3 separate regions of the Mus musculus genome follow, and regions 1 and 2 are each linked to region 3. Evidence: chromatin loops called from intact Hi-C (ENCODE). Cell type or tissue: heart. All regions are shown on one strand. Links, peaks and the distances in the headings refer to the core of each region. The heading gives the core; the rest is flanking DNA.

Evidence for each region. Peaks named below come from ENCODE experiments on the same cell type or tissue, not always from the same donor. Only the 100,000 strongest peaks of a DNase experiment are listed, where the experiment ranks them.
Region 1: it touches region 3 in a loop (8-fold over the local background); 14 of 42 quality-filtered maps call a loop at or near these places.
Region 2: a loop joins it to region 3, with 8 times the contacts of the local background. A loop is called at or near these places in 16 of 42 quality-filtered maps.

Annotation. Positions count from the first base shown.
Region 1 is chr10:26,993,312-26,997,311 of GRCm38, reverse strand. Lama2 (laminin, alpha 2) reads left to right here. Exons shown (of 65, transcript NM_008481.2): 59 at 3,797-3,909. Among named protein-coding and RNA genes, the nearest start is that of Gm40618, 13 kb to the right of the region's middle. In heart, for the core only: a CTCF peak has its summit at 1,552 (motif pointing right); no DNase peak of the experiment used is centred there.
Region 2 is chr10:26,750,428-26,754,427 of GRCm38, reverse strand. No RefSeq gene overlaps it. Among named protein-coding and RNA genes, the nearest start is that of Arhgap18, 20 kb to the left of the region's middle. In heart, for the core only: CTCF peaks have their summits at 1,133 (motif pointing left) and 1,707 (motif pointing right); a DNase peak (open chromatin) is centred at 1,627.
Region 3 is chr10:26,369,330-26,377,941 of GRCm38, reverse strand. It overlaps L3mbtl3 (L3MBTL3 histone methyl-lysine binding protein), which reads left to right and starts at 3,870. Exons shown (of 22, transcript NM_001359254.1): 1 at 3,870-4,241. In heart, for the core only: a CTCF peak has its summit at 4,844 (motif pointing left); DNase peaks (open chromatin) are centred at 3,011, 3,761 and 4,821; H3K4me3 peaks cover 2,494 bases; H3K27ac peaks cover 2,244 bases.

The DNA of each region.
Region 1 (4,000 bases), core at 1-4,000, 620 kb before region 3:
GTACTGGGGGCGGGGGAGGGGGCAGATACTGAAATGTGTTCTCTTTGTAAGCAATTTCAAACTCAGGCATGAAATGCTTCTTAGATCTTGTTTTCAACATTTCAAGTTGGAATTTTTAAAATCATCACAGGTTCATCTTGGTGATGGTAACTTCTACCTACAAGCCCCATATTTCCTGACTGACAGGAGTTGTCTTTCTTGCCCACTTGTTCCTTCCTCACACTCTTCACCCCTAACTTTGCCAGCAGCTTATAATGTAAAGAAAGCATTCACTATGCTTCAGGCTAATTGAAGAGTATCCTGGGAAAAGGCCTGTGAAATGGATATGTCAATTCTGTGGTTATATGTGGTCTACCATCCTAGATTAGACTGTATTTTCTCCATGTTATCTTATCTCACAGAACTGGAGTCTAGTAGTCCCTTGTACTATCTCCCTGATTATTTAGCCCATTACTATCTGGGGAGAAAGACATCCCTGCTTATTATGTTTGTGGATATTACTCATCTACAATGATGGGGATGGAGTTGATAAGCATCTGGGCTTATCAATGCAGAAATGCATCAATATGTTCACATGGGATGAGTGGCTGCAGCATTGACTCCAAGCCTTTTTTTGATAAGCACAGTCCACAGGGATTGGCATACGACAAGTTGGTTGCATTTCTTTTATGTGAATCTTGCTGGAAAGTTGAATGTGGCACTTTCAGATTCTGGTAGAAATGAAGAGTTCAGATAAGGTTCTTAGAAAATTGAAGAGATGTGAGCTGAGAAGAAAAAAAAAAAGCAAAGCAAGAGAGAATGGTTCCTGCAGCAACGGGAGTGCCAGTATGCTAAAAGCTATAGATAGTCGAAGCCATAGGATAAGTCAGCCTTGGGCACTGACATGTATTGAAAGGGAAAACATATTCTCCACACCCCAGGTGGGGCCGTCTTATGACAAATCCCTGTAAATGACCAGTTCCACCAAGGAGCTCACATCCAAGGAGTTCACATGATTCAGTGAACAGCAGCAGGCATTGTATGCATCAGGACATCAAAGTCAGTGCTGAAAAAGTACCTATTTAGTATTCACCCACAAAGATCACCGAAGGAAAGCATCAGATGGGACTTTAGCCCACACTTATTAACGGGATCATTGACTCATGAAGGAAGGAAATTACACAATTTTTAGCATGACTCATCACTTGCTGCTCGTTTTGATAAATGCCGTTGGAATCTCTGCTCTACAGCTATCTAAACTCAAAGTCCACTTACCAAGAAATCATACATTGCTTTGAATTTGTTAATGAATTTACAAGTGTCAGCACTGCACCGGAATTAGAAATGACCACTGACCTGAACTTTTAACAGAGTGGGAAGGTTTGCTAGGACAACTGACCCCTCTCCTTGTGACTGTGACTGCAAGGAGCATGGCTTCCTTTCCAGCTACTTCAGTGACAAATACACTACTCTAGTAGGCTCCCCATATCCCTGTGTGCCTCAGAATTGTCACCTGCAAAGCAGAAACAAGCCATCCTGTCCTTTATCCCCTTTCCCCTGTGTGCTACATGTATTATGAAGCATCACCACCAGATGGCGGAAGTGTAACATGTTGAGATTGATTGAGGCTGGGTGTTTTTTTTTTTTAATTACTATTATTGCTGCTGTTATTGCTGTTTTAGCATTTTTCAGAGATTATTGTTTCCAAAACATAGGAAAAGCATGTCCTTGGGCCTAGAAGTGACGCGTATCCCTTACACCATGTTCCTCTTGTGTATATGAGTATGCTATATAATGACATAGGAGTCGAAGGACCTATGCTAAATCCTCTCTCCTCCAACTGAATGTGTTTATGAAATGACTGTCTAGAAAATCTGATAATATGTTCAAGGTGTGGGGGACTGCTGCTCAGCTGTGGCTCTGTTCAATAACTCTCCAGCTTACCAACAGTCATGTTGGCGCTGTATTGTGGAATGTCACATGACATTCCACAATACAGCGCCAATAAAACGCCCGTTATTCACAACTGCCATCTGTCCATTCTAGTAGCCATATTAAAATATGGCTTATATTAGCATATTATCTTAGCATATTATTTGGTGAATGACCAAGTGACTGTGGCAGCACTAACAGCAACATTACCCACAGGTAGATTTCTTCAGCCTGCACATTATTGTTCCGTAAGTCCATGGCATCCATTGATGTTATTAGTGTCTGTTTTCAGAGGTAAACATTTAGAGATGTTTTGGTGAAATTCTGTCCACAAGAACTCACAACATATGGAATCCTCTTGGAGAATTCTAAGGAAGGCTGCATACTACAGTATTTGCAAGAATGATTCTTGCTCTATTAATAGCCTTTTCGGGCCAGGACATTAAGTCACCATTTGAGCTTCTTTTGTTGGCCATGTAATAGCAAAGGCATTGCTGTGTGTTGTGAATAGATTATCCTGCCCTGCCCACTGGGCTTTTACATAGATGTATGAATTTCAGCCAGTCTTCTTTTTATAAATGACCATCTCCTGGGAGGCAAAAAAGTAACTACCTCCATAAAGACCAATTTTATAGCTTTCCTGAAACACTTTTAAGCCCTTTTGCCTGCTGTGGCATAATATAGGTCGCTTTTGACCAAGCTCAAGAGAAGAGAGAATGAGGCTTTTTCTCACATAAAGATGTCCCGAGTGCTGATAAGTCATGTCTGAGGTACTCTGTTGGAGAACACTCCTCACAAAAGCTTGCCCTAGGCTGTTTGAGAGGACCTACCTAGTCAGCACTGGCTGGGTCTGCCTCCCTCCCGAAGCCATTAAACTCAGATCTGAAAAGCTGATGAGTTCGTGCAAGGGTGCATGTTATTGTTATGAATTCTCACACACCCCAGGCTCTAAACAACTTCATCAGCCACCTGTACATCAAGCTAGCCTGTGAAAACAGAGAGTGTGGAGAAGGCTTGCGGCTTTGTCATTTGAAAAACCTTATTTCCTGAGCCATGCATTATAATCCAAGTCGCCAGGACTGGTTATGTGATTGGTGAGGCCATGTGCAAAGGGAAAATGCAGGGCCACTTCATCAAACATTATTATGAATTTCCAGGTGGTGACAGCATAGCATTAGAGCAAGTGACTGCACATCTGTGTACCTAGCTGTCTCGCTCAAGCACCCTAGGAAGCTGATCTTTGAACAGCAGCAGGGGAAATGGTGTATGGTGGGTTGCATTAAAAAAAAAAAAAAAAAAAAAAAAAAAAAGCCCACACGTGCAGGTTGCCTAGCAACTAGCTAAGGCCCTGAGTGGGCTGACTTGCAGGTTGCCATCTTGAAATTCTGAATTTACAGCAACCTTCTAGTGGGCTGATAATTTCCAAGGAAAAATACTATAGTGGGAAATGGAAATGGGGAGATGAGGGGGAACACATTTTTCTATTCTTATAATCCAAGTAGCTAGCCCATAGTTCTCCCTGGTCCATCTTCTAAAAAGAAAACCCCTCATTGGTGAAATAAATGTGGAAAAGGAATTGCAGCTTCCCCAGAAATATAAGCAATGTTTTCCCTAGAGAGTAAGGAAAATATAAATGTATCCATACATTTTTTAACACATTCCTTTAGCAATCCCAAGGCATTACTAAGGAAAACTAGTTTGAATTCACTGAGCATTTCATAAGTACCTGTCCTGAATATTACAGAAATAAATAAGAGGTGGGTTTTAGTGTTAGGGAATTCTGCATTGTTCAAGGTCAGGAAGGGAATACATTAAATACACTCCAACAGCAACATTGTCCGTGTATCTGGCCATGATCTCATCTCCTGTCCTTGGTATTTCTCAGGGCCCTTGTGTTGCAGAATCAGAACCAGCTCTTCTGACAGGGAGCAAGCAGTTTGGGCTTTCCAGAAACAGCCACATTGCAATTGCTTTTGATGACACCAAAGTTAAAAATCGGTATGTATTATTCTGCAACACGGCACAAGAGCTGCTGAATATTCACATTTAATCAAGTCTCATCAATTATGTGTAAAATTCCTAGTGTTAG
Region 2 (4,000 bases), core at 1-4,000, 380 kb before region 3:
AAGAGTGGTAAGCAGCAAGCTAAACAAAGGAAATGTTTGCCTTTCTGGCTACTCCTTTAGAGGACTTGGCAAATCCCTAGCAAACCTTCAGATCAGCTAGTAAGCAAGTTCATGGTGTTGGTTCTTTTCCCTAGAATACAGCAATAGACGTATCTACTGGCCAATCAGATAATCACACGGCACTGGTACAATAGTCAGTGGGAATCGTCTTCTAATGGAGAGACACGTAGCCAGGGCTGACTGGCATTGAGAGAGAAAACTAGTATTAGGGGTTATCTTTTCTGTTCAGGACTGACTTTATCTCAAGGGACCTTAGCTAGCAGCACGTATCATGTGATGGTGACTCGGGACACTTCTGAATACAGCCATTATGGTGGTACCACACTGCCCATCCTGGCCAGTCTTTAAAAACAGGGCAGTTAGCCCTCAATGGCAAGCCAGGCTCAGTACCATCAAACACCAGTGAGAAATAATGAGGAACCCTGGGGTATTGGGGGGAAAATTAAAACTATTGGCTTTGGGAATTGTGCTTTCCACAATTTGTAATCAATAATAATAATAATAATCATTATTATTATTATTAATCTCTGTAACTTTATAGAAATTAACCATTCTAGGTCTCCACGTCCTCATCCAATGAGGAAAGGGTTAGTCAGACTACATGTGATCCCATGATCCACCGGACATGTGTCTATAAGCATAGCATAAGTCATTTAATCTGTGCAGCTCAATCATGTATGCGCTGTGTGCCATGAACTATGCTGTGTGTGTTTTCATGGTGGCAATACTCAGGATAGCAGTGACATTTTCGCCGTTTGATAAATTAAAACCTCAAAATATGCAAACCCACAAACAGCATTGATCTGTCCAGGGAGCCTGTCATGTCAACTTAGGACTCACTCCCCATGCGAGTCATTTTACTTACAGTACAGTGTCGTAAGAAGCAGGATCCTTCAGGATCTCGGATATACAGAAACCGAAATCAAAGGGAGGCCCAGGAAAGCCAGCCTCGGCACCCATGGTCTAGCGTGGAGAGCACTCCCTTGGTGTCACTCCTTCAGTTCCAAATGCTCTCTGTCCAACCTGCCATTTCGTCATGCAAAAGCCAATGTTTTTACCCATGTTGAAATAAGATGAGCTTTTAGCTTTAATTTGGTTGCCACCTGCTGGCTGAAAGACAAAAAAAAAAAAAAAAAAAAAAAAAAAAAAAAAAATCCCTCTGCAGCAAAGGACATGCTTAAACAAAAGAAAGCCTTACCCTTAGCAGAGCCAGTGGGGATGAGCTTGGGTTACCCTGTAAACTGGACGGGAGCGGATACTAAACATGTGTAGTGTGGGACAGACACTACAGTGGATTCTCCAGATGCCTTGCTGCTCGTACTCACCAATAAGCTTTGTGACAGCCCACCATTTTGAAGAAGAGAAGCTCAACTCCTGGCATCAGAGGATACCACCAAAGAGTGGTAAGGGATTCCGAAGTAGGCCAGACAGAGCATTTCTCCATCCCTAGCATATCCTCTTTTCCTTATCACATGCCTTTCCACCACCCTGGAATGCCCAGGTAACCTTACGGCGGGTAGAAAATGCTCTCTGCAGGCCTCCTACTGCAGAGCTGCAGTATGCTGCCAAATCACAAAGCATTCAGAGGATTTCCCAGCCAAGCCGAGGCAGGCCAAGAAAATACTTCATCAATCCTGCAGGGGGCGCCAGTGATAACCAGTCAAAATACAATAAACACTCTGAGATCAGGAATTTGGTTTTTTAATAGAAATTCATATTAAACATTCGATCCTTCAGCTGAAATAGTTATAAAAGGAGAGAGGGTGGGTGTTCTATGTTTCTCTTGGGAAACACTCAAAGTTCACCTGTGTCCCCGTGGACACCCTGTACTGACTGATTTCTGCCGCCTGAGATACACAAAGCCCAGTGCCGAGTTCAGACAGCTCACGGCCGGACTGGACAGGAGCATAAATACTGGGCTCCTTTTGTCTCGGAGAGGCATTACTGGCCGGCTAATGGCTGAGGGATTAACCTCCGCAGGCACTGTTCTCAGCACTTCATATATTAACTAAATCTTCACACAATGGGAAAGAGAGCAGCACTGGTGCTCTAATAAAGGAGGAGTCTTACTCTTTTTTTAATGGATGTTAAAGAAAACATGCAATTCCACATACCTCTCACATAATAGTAGCAGTGTGCAAGCCCAAGCACTGTGCACTGTTTACGTTTAACCTCTAAGACAGTGGTTCTCAACTTTTTGTTTTTAAGGTTTTTTATTTTATGTAAGTGCACTGTAGCTGTTTTCAGACACCCCAGAAGAAGGCATCAGATCGCATTACGGGTGGTTGTGAGCCACCATGTGGTTGCTAGGATTTGAACTCAGGACCTTCGGAAGAGTGGTCAGTGCTCTTAACCACGGAGCCATCTCTCCAACCCCTGTTCTCAACCTTCTTAAAGCTACGATCTTTTAACACCTTTGTGTTGTGGTGACCCTAGCCATAAAATTATTTTCGTTGCTACTTCATAAATGTAATTTTGCTACTGATGTGAATGCCACATAAATATCTGAGATGCAGATTATCTGATATGTGACCTATGTCAAAGGGTCACTTATTTCCCCCGAAGGGTCTTGACCCACAAGTTTAGAACCACTGCTCTCAGAGAAGTGCTATAGCTGAACAGAGGAATAGAGATGAAAGATAGATCAGTGACCAGTTAGTTGGCCATTCCCTCAGTCTCTGCTACATCCGATGGGCAAGCACCAAACCCTGGCACTATTAATGATACTCTGTTATGCTTGCAGACAAGAGTCTAGCATGGATATCCTCTGAGAGTCTTCATTGAGGCAGCTGACTCAGATAGCTGCAGACAACCCCAGTCAAACAGTGGATGGAGCTTGGGGACCCTCATGTAAGAGCAGGAGGAAGGATTGCAGACCCAAAAGGGATAGGAACGCCACAGAAAAATAACAGTCAACTAACCTGGACCGTTTGGGTCTCTCAGAGACTGAACCACTAACCAATAAGCATACTCAGGAAGGACCTAGGCCTCCACAGATGTGCAGTTTGGTCTTCATGTGGATCCTGAGCAACTGTAGTCGGTAGCTATCCCAAAAGCTGTTGCCTGTATGTGGGATGTGTTCTACTCACTGGACTGCCTTATCTGGCCTCAGTAGGAGAGGAAGCACCTAGACCTGCAGAGACTTAATGTGCCAGGGTACAGGGATACCCAAGGGGCTCTGCCTACTCAGAGAAGGGGAAAAAGGATAAGGGGGAGGATTGTAGGAGGGATGACTGGGAGGGAGAAAGTGAGTGGGATGTAAGTGAATATGCTAATTAATTAGAAAGATCAGTGACTGTTCAGCTGCGTGGGTAGGCAGAGGGCAAAAAGGGAAGTAGAGCTAGCCTTGAAATTATCAGTCAAGGCAGTTCCCTATGAATACCATCATTTTGACTATATAAACAAGAAACACGGATCAGAGGGTCAGTGAGCTGGCTTAGCAGGTAAAGGCACTTGGCCTAACAAGCCTCAAAACTCGAGTTGGACCCTCAAACTGACAAATAGTTGTTTCCTGTCTTGCACTTATGTCATGGCATATTCATCTCCCCCCACATTAATAAATTTAATAATGATACCATCACAATTATGAAGAATATTCCTACACATTACAAAAGGAAGCTCAAGGCCAGGTTGCTAAGAGAAACACCTTGTCTTAGTTAAGGTTTTACTGCTGTGATGAGACACCATGACCAAGGCAACTCATAAGGACAACATTTCATTGGAGCTGGCTACAGGTTCAGAGGTTCAGTCCATTATCATCAAGGTGGGACTATGGTAGCATCAAGGCAGGCATGGTGCAGGAGGAGCTGAGAGTTCTATATATTCATCTGAAGGCCACTAGGAGAAGACTGGTTTCCAGCTAGCTAGGATGAGAGTTTTAAAGCCCAAGACCACAGTGGCACACCTACTCCAATAAGGCCATCCATCCTAATAGTGCCAC
Region 3 (8,612 bases), core at 2,648-6,647:
ACATTTGGTCATCTCTTCCTTTCAGGTATCTTGCAGGAGGTAGTGGGTGAGCATGACAGCAAATACTTACTATCCCAGCACTTAGGAAGCTGAGTTGGAAGGACTGTTGTGAATCTCAGGCCAATCTTGGTTGCAGTATAAGATCCTATACCAAAAACCAAAGAGAAACAACCCAAAAAAAACATAATTTTTAAAATTATGAATTAATGTCTATGAAAACACAAACACAATAGAAATCTCACCTAAAATATCTAGTAAATGACTGAGAGATTTTTTTAGAAAGAAGAATTTGAAGTTAATTTTGATTTTCTTAGGGCAGGGTCTTAGGTTAAAACAAAACTCGTGGCCTCTCTTTCTTTCTCCTGTAGCCTGCCTTTGGACATTTCACATTTTGTTATTCAAGAGTTGGGGAGAAAAGGCCGGAAGCTGAAATTACTGTCTGCTAATGAAGTCGTCCTGGCACAACCCGGAAGCAGGTTAAACATAATGCGTGAAATCAGTCCTGAGGTGGTGGTCTGAGCTTATCTGAGCTCTCACTAACTGGACCTTCTCTGTTGCACACCCCTAAGCTGCTTGCTGCCCAATGCACGAAGCTTATTTTATGAACTCATCTAAACTGCACTGTGAGTTAGCACCTGAGTTCTGAAACACATGGCAAGTCACATGCCTCGATTTGGGGTTTGAGAGCTGGCCTCTACAGTAATGGAAGCAATAGATGGTCTGCTTCTCTGCGGCAATTTCACGGGCCTGAAGAGAGAATTTAAGAGTCTATTTTCTGAAACTAGTGCAAGGACCATTCCTTAAGTGAAAAAAAAATTTTAATCAAGAATAATCTTACATTTTGGAGGAAGGCTTTTTAATATGGAATTTCCATCTGTGATATATATTTAAGTCCTAGGCCTCAGGCAACAGTAGCAGGGAAAGGCCCCTGTACCCTTTATTAGATGCAAAGCAAACAGTCCAGGCTGGGGGCGGATCCTCCTTTACTTCCCCACTGCTTTCCCTTTCGAAGAAGTGCAGGGCTTGCGTTAGTGCTTTTTTCCTTTCACAGCAAACTCTCCTGTTGGCCTGAAGTATTTATCACAAGTTTAATTACTTTGAATTATCTTGTCTGCCCCCTCCCTCCCCTGAACCTTGTAGAAAAGAGGAACTGTAAACTCCCCCGAAGTCAGCTTGCAGTCCGTAAACAGAAAACTGCCAATATCAAATACAATAATGGCTTGATTCAGATTTGACGAACTGACAAAGGCAGGGTTTGCTATTTAAGCAGCTCAGCCATCTTGACTGAGTACATTAAGCGGGCAGTCCTCTCTTATTGCCTAGGCACTCTACCAGGGATTTCTAAGTTGAGGTAGAACTCCCAGCATCCCTTACAACAGAGGCCTAACCCACAGAAGCTGTCAATACAAATCTCATTTAGGATGCGGAAAGAACGCGCAAGTTTCAGACTTTATTATGCATTCTTCCAGTCCCGAAAAGGGCAAATGAAACTCTGTACAAGCGAAGAACTTTATTTCCCATTTTATTCTTGACCTGTGGCATGGATCTAGCCCCTGGTAGCAGTGGTGTAAGTCCAGGGCCCACTCTTTAATGGCTGAATGCACACGTTTAAGCAGCACATGGTGGATTCGCTGCTCTGCAAATTGCTGTAGAAAAAAAGTAAAGTGCAAAAGCAGACAAAGAAATCTATAACCTTCTCGGTCTTTCACATTTGTTTGGGCCGTTCTTTGAAGCAGCTCGGAGCAGCGACAAGGATCGCGGAGAGATGCACCTGAAGCAGTTGTGTGCGGGCGGCCGAGGCGGCCGAGCCGCTCAATCGCGGCTTTCCAGCGGCGAAGGCGCAGCAGCAGTCAGAGGGAAGGCAGTGCGAGCCTCCTCGGCAGCGGCGGCGGCGGCGGCACCGGCACCAGCGCAGTTTCCCCTCTCCCCAGCCCTGACTCTACGCGCACATGCGCACTGCGCCCGCAGCCCTGGACCATTTGTCAGGACTACTCGTGAGACGGAGAAAAAAAAAAGAGAGAAAATTTGGGGGTAAGGAGCGCTTGATCAGATCTAATCTCTAATTAATCTGCAGATCAGCCTGCGCCAGAGCCATTCATTGATTTTTTTCTGGGTGAGGATGAAAGTTCTGAGACCTAGAGAGGGAAGGAAGCGCACCCTCGTCTTGGGAAAGAGATCAGGGGAGGGGAAGGAAAGAAGGGGTTTCTCCCCCACTTCTCTGCGCCTCTGGGAAAGAGGAGAAAACTTAATCCCGGGGAAAAAAAGTGGGCAAGTGACTCGGAAGCGGCTGGAGGGGGAGTCTGTGGGCATCTCACTCTGAAGTAGTGAGTGCGAGTGCGAAAGAGGAACAAAAGAGCGAGAAAAGAGAAAGGAAAAAATGGGGGGAGGAGAGACTTGTATTTTTTCCTCCTTTGCGCGCACACGGGGAAGGGTGTGGGGGGCCGTGCGGAAGGGAGCGGGCCAAGGCGGCCGCGTTCGGCCGTCGCCCGCGCGCAGGCAGCGGGATGCGTGTGGGCCCCCTCCCCCCGCCCGGAGCTTGTCACTTTGGTCGCTTTTTTGACACCGGGTGCTGGGTGGCGGCGCTGGGGGGGGGGGGGGGAGCGCGGCACCGCGGGGCTGCGAGTCCGGGGCGGCGGTGGGGGGGAAACGCGGCGGAGCCGCAGCCTCCCCGGGGGCGCCGAGCGCGGTCGGCCTGAGCCTAAGGGGGGGAGGGGGCGGCTTCGGGAGGGGACCGCGGGCACGATCGGTGCGGCGGCGGGAGGACGCGAGCCCCGGCGCGCCGCCCCTGCGGCCCCCTCCGCCCGTGTGGCCTTTGTGCCGAGCGCGCACCGGGTGAGCGAGCGGGCGGGCGGGCGAGCGAGCGGGCGGGCGGGCGAGCGCGACAAGTCCAAGTACGGGAGACCGAGGCAGTGGGAAAAGAGGCCGGGCCACTTTGCTCGCCAGCCAGCTCGGCTGCGGAGAACCGACTGGTTGAATGTGGCAGAGGCGCGTCTCGCTGGCGCGGCCGTGTGTGTGTGTGTGTGTGTGTGTGTGTGTGTGTGTGTATGTGTGTGAGTGTGTATGTGTGTGTGTGTGTATGTGTGTGTGAGTGTGTGTCTCTGTGGCTGTGTGTGTCTGTGTATGTGTCGGTGAGTGTGTGTCGGTGTGAGTGTGAGCGCGCGCCGAGAGGCCTCCCTCCGCGACTCGCACCGCGCACACGCACCCGCACCCGCACGCACACCCGAGCCGCGGCGGGGCCGGCGGCCGAGAGTTTGCGTGTGTGCTCTCCCCGCTCGCCACCTCCCCGCTCCCCGCCGCCGACTGTGGGAGAATTTCCTAGAGATCGCCTCCAATTTCCGCCATTTTGGGAAAGTTGCACGGAAAAAAAAAAAGAAGAAGAAGAAGAAGAAAGAAATAAAGCCTCCGCTGGATTTTTTTTTTTTTTTTCCTCCTGCTGGAAGCAGGAAAGTGCTTTTAGGGAACGCGGCGGCGCGGGCTCGACACTGCCGTCCCCGCGGGGTGGAGGACGCGGGGCCGGGCCGGGCACCCGCACCGTCGCGGCGATCTTCTCCGCGCAGCGCCGCCGGTGCGGGCGCGGGCGTGCGAGCGAGGCGAGGCGAGGCGGTGGCGGGCTGCGGCGGGGGCCGTGGAGCCTGCAACTTGTTTACCGCCGCCCCGGGTGGCCGAGGCCGGCGGCCGGGGTCCGCCTCGCCACCCGTGCGTGCGCCGATCTGCGCTCATGGGCTACTGTCTGGTCCACGCTCGCGTCCTGGGCCCGGCGGGGCCGGCCTCGCGCAGCGGCGGCGGGGCGGGGGAAGTAGAGGCCGGCGGGGGTGGGGATCGGGAAGCGCAGGAGCGGAGGCATCCGCCGCGCGCCCCGCCAGCCAGCCAGCCGCCGGCCGGAGGAGGAGGCAAACTTGAGAGCGGCGGGGCCAGGGGCGCACTGGCGGAGGGAAAACTTTAATCGCCTTCTTGGGAGAATAGAAAAAGGGAAAAAGAGAAAAGGAAAAAAAAATCCAAAAGGCAAAAAAGTGCATGTGTGTGGGGGTTTCTAGGACCCGAACCTCACGATCGGATCTGATCCGATCACGGCCCACCGCGGGGCCGTGAGAGAAAGTTGACCAGCGTGGCGGCTTTCTTCGCGTCCGGCCGTGGTGTCTGTCTGTCCGTCCGCGCTCCGACCAAACGGGTGGGAGATCCAGCCGCACTGCCGGGTCGCGTGGGTCAGGGCTCTTGCCCCACCCTTCCACGGGGACACGAAGGTAAACTCGCTTTGGTTTTTCCTTCTCTGTCCTCCTGCAGCCACCGCCCAGCTTCCTTTTCCTCTCCTTTCCCCGCTGATTTATTTTTCTTCTTTTTTTTGTTTTTTTAGGGGGGGGGGACCCGAAAAACGGAGTCTCTTTCCTTATGCAACTTTCTCGGGCGCAGTTTGCTGGGCCCATCCCCCCCGCCTTCTGCATCCCTTGGCCCGCTCCTTTGCCACCTTGGGGCTACCGCCAAAAGCATGCATTTAAGATCATCCAAAGTGCCCAGGAACAAAAATAGATGTTAAAGAATTGTTCTAAGTTAAGGGAAACTGAGACGAGAAATAAGAAACCGGTTTGAGTGTGTGTGTGTGTGGGGGGGGGGGGGAGGTGCGTCGCCTGGGATGAGTGAGTTGAATTTTCATTTCAATTTTCGTAGGTGGTTGGTTATGATGCCTTTATTGGTGTGGGGAGCCCGGGAAGCTCTGTACTGGCTACCTCGGTTGCGTGGATTTTTGCGCAAGTTTTTAGAAAAACACTGACTCGAGTAGAGAGCCGGAAAGTTTCAAGTGCAGCAAAATAGTGAGCCTGCAAAACTGGCCAAGGGGGGACCTCTAGTGGTTAAACGCATCTTAAGTTCGAGAGACAAGACCAAAGTTTGGCCTTTACTTGTAGCTACATGCAGTCCGTTTAGACGTGGAAGTAATTAGAAGACCTGAGTTGCAGCCAGATGTGAGAAAGGATGCTAGTCCGAAATAGAAGTTTTGTAAATCAGAGAACAATGACGTCTAAGCTTGCGGACCCTGTGATTTCCATCCTTTCTTGCATACAGTAAGAAAACCAAAGCTTTTTATTCTGAGATTTGAGATTGACACTCCCTAGATAAGAAAGTTTGTCTTCTGTTTACCATCATCTGTACCTCCGTTTTTTTTTTTTTTTATTTCCCCTCTTACGACTCATAGCAGGTAGCTTAATTCGGAATGTTAAGGAAAAGTCAAAATGAAACCTGTGCTTAGCACTTTGCAAAAAACTGAAAAAAAAACAAACCTGAAATTAGCTTTTATATGAACTGATCATTTTGTATGTGTCTCTGATGCATATAATCTCAGGCTAACAAATTATTCAACAATTTACGTATAAACTTACATAATATATACTCATAAAATACATAGTATCTTCTCGTAACGGTGTAATTTTGATTCACTGAGTAAAAACATTTATTTCAGTATACTTTGTATAATTTACGATTTAAACCACTTTATATATGCATGGGTTACATAACTATTTCCCAGTGTGTATTCTGTATTTAAAAAAAAAACATTGAATTTTAAGGATAAAAACAGGAGGGATTAAGGTTGTATAGAATCATTCTTGTAATTACCACCTGTCCGTCACAGTGAAAGAGACAGGGTCCATCCATCTATGTAGCTCAGGCTGGAGTTGAATTTGTATTTCCCTCCTGGTGCTTGGGTAACAGTCTTATTTACAATGGGAATTTTTATTATGTGGTTTAGAGTACGGGAATGATGTGAGTGATTAAAATTAATTTCACCTTACATGTACCTAGTTAATTTGAATACACAGTGCAGTGTGGTGTGATGGGTGTTGAGTTTGAATTGTATATTATGGATGCGAGGGCTTTATGAGAGTGCTTTGAGGGTGTTTGTTTGTTTGTTTGTTTGTTTTCCTTTTCCTCCAATATAATCAATGCTAGATCCTTAAAAGAAGTCTTGGGGGTACACAGCAGTTCTGAAGGTCACCAGACAGATGTCTTTCACTGGACACTTGGTTTCCAGTGCAGCTGGAAATTAAAGAGAGTGTGTGACAGGGTTAGTAGAAAGGAAAACAACAACAAAACTTAAGTTTGTGGGAACTGCTTTGAATGTTTGAACAAGTAGACAGTAGGCGTGCTTGAAAAGGTGAAAGAAGCATTGGGCAAAAAGGAGTGTCCCGTAGCGTATGTGTGCCTTTGGTATGGTTGCATGGGAGGCCAGAGACCAGCTTGAGTTGTTACAGTTACAAGCTTTCCTGCTCTGCTCCCAGTCATCCTTTTTTCCCCCCTCCCTCTCTCCAAACCTGGCTCACTGATTGGCTAGACTGGCTGGCCAGTGAGCTGCAGGCCCTCCCTCCAGTGCTCAGGTTACAGAGGAGAGCGCTCCGGGATTTAGGGATTTAGGGAAGTGCTGGGGAATCTGAACTCGGGTCTTTGTGCTTTCTTGGCTGTCTCTTTATTGACTTTGCCTTCTCCCAGTTCCTTGTTACTAGATTTTGGGGGAGGAGACGGGTAATGAAGGGTTTCTCTGTGTAGTCCTGGTTGTCCTAAAACTCTCCCTGTAGGCCAAGTTGGCCTCCAACTCACAGAGATGCACCCACCTCTGCCTCAGGCATTCTGGGATTAAAGGTGTGTGCCACTACCACTCAACCATTACTGTATTCTTTTTTTTGTTTTTGGTTTTGTGTGTGTGTGTGTGTGTGTGTGTGTGTGTAGCCATGGCTGTCCTGGAACCCACTTTGTAGACCAGGCTGGCCTCAAACTCAGCAATCCGCCTGCCTCTGCCTCCCGAGTGCTGGGATTAAAGGCATGCACCACCACGCCCGGCTCATTACTGAATTCTTACTGGCGGTTCAGTTCCTTTTTTTTTTTTTTTTTCTACTGAAAACAATTGATTGATCGATTGAAAAAGTGGGGAATCCAGAACAAAGCAGTAGTGAATCAATTAATACCTTCTATAGGTGGATATACAATGGTAGGGAAGAGACAGGAGCTTTAAATGCCTTTGCAGCCTGAGCTACAATTTTGTAGCTAAAATTTATGACAGTTTGGGGGGGGGGGGGTTAATTAACATGTAATTAACATTTAAGTGACTCCTATGAAGAAGCCCTTCTTCTGCCAGAGACCATGTCTTAGGGATGTAGCATAGACTTAGGAATTTTTGAAAACATTTCTATGGGAATATAGAAATGTTGTCTAATAAGTTCTTTTTGGTTATCCTGGAGGGTACTGGTTTACTCCCAACAAATAATCCAGGACCTTCCTTTAGGATCAAGGCCAGTCGCTGATGAGGGAAGCCAACTGCTGGGATAGAATATCTACATAGTGCTTTCTGTTCCTTATGCTGGTTCAACCCGTTAGTCTTCCTTTCTTCTTTTCCACTGACTTTCCTGCCCCCTCTGTCTTGAGATTTAAAGAGTTTGCTAATTCTTATTTGGCAGAAACAAAAAGGAATGAAGTTAACTTTCCTTTTAAATTTTATTGTTAGTATTTCTGTGTGTGTGTGTGTGTAAAGAGAAAGACAGACAGACAGACAGACAGACAGAGAGCAGAGAGGTTGTAAAAGTGGCACACCATATTACATGCATGACAGTTAGAAAACATCTTTGGAGTTACTTCTTCCTTTCCATCTTTATATGGGTCCTGGGGGTTGAAGTCAGCTTGTCAGGTACCTTTACCCTCTGAACAATCTCTCTGGACTCGGTTTTCTGAGCAGAACTAATTATCTTCTTCGAGTCAGGTGGATTACAAATGAAACTGAATGATGGCCAGAGTAAAAGTGATTGTGAACACTAGTTTATTGTCACTTCTGTTTGTGGATTGTCTTAAGTAGAGCAGCCGGTAGAATTCATAGATTTAGTTTTTGTCAGTGTGTGGATGGTGCTGCAGAGACAGTGGGCAGAAGCAGCTATAAGCCCATGCAAATAAGAGCATGGGCCTGGGGAGAGCGGGGTGGCCAGTGTAGTTTCTGTGTGCTGAATTCCAGACAGCACTTGTGAGTCTTTACTGGAAGAGACACCGTGCCCATGGACCCGGAATCAGATAAGTGAAGCCTGCAGTCTATCATCTTGTATGACTTACTGGGTCACCTTCACCTGGATTTCCCCTTCTGAAAAAATGGAAATACTGACATTTGCTCTTTGTGGAAGGAAGTTTCAAACTAAGATTTTGGGAATTGTGAAGAGGTATTCAAGTAGGTGATGGCCAGTTTACCCTCCCGGTGTGGCCAGGTTTGTGAAGTGCAGGACAGAATATACTTGTCAAAGATTTCTAGCAGTGTCCCTCCCTTCCTTCCTTCCTTCCTTCCTTCCTTCCTTCCTTCCTTCCTTCCTTCCTTCCTTCCCTCTTCCTTCTACTCTTCCCCATCCTCCCCTTCTTCTTTTTGAGACAGGATCTCAGATTGGTACCTCTAGCCTGGAACTCTATGTAGACCAGGCTGACCTGGAACTCACGGAAATCCTCCCACATTTGCTTCAGGGCACTGGGATTGAAGCTGTATGCCATCAAGCCTGCTTTGTCTGTCTTTTCCTTCTCTTCCTTTTTTTTTTTTTTTTTTTGTTTGTTTGTTTGTATGTTTGTTTTTAGATTTATTACTAATTTAAATGTGTACATACTTT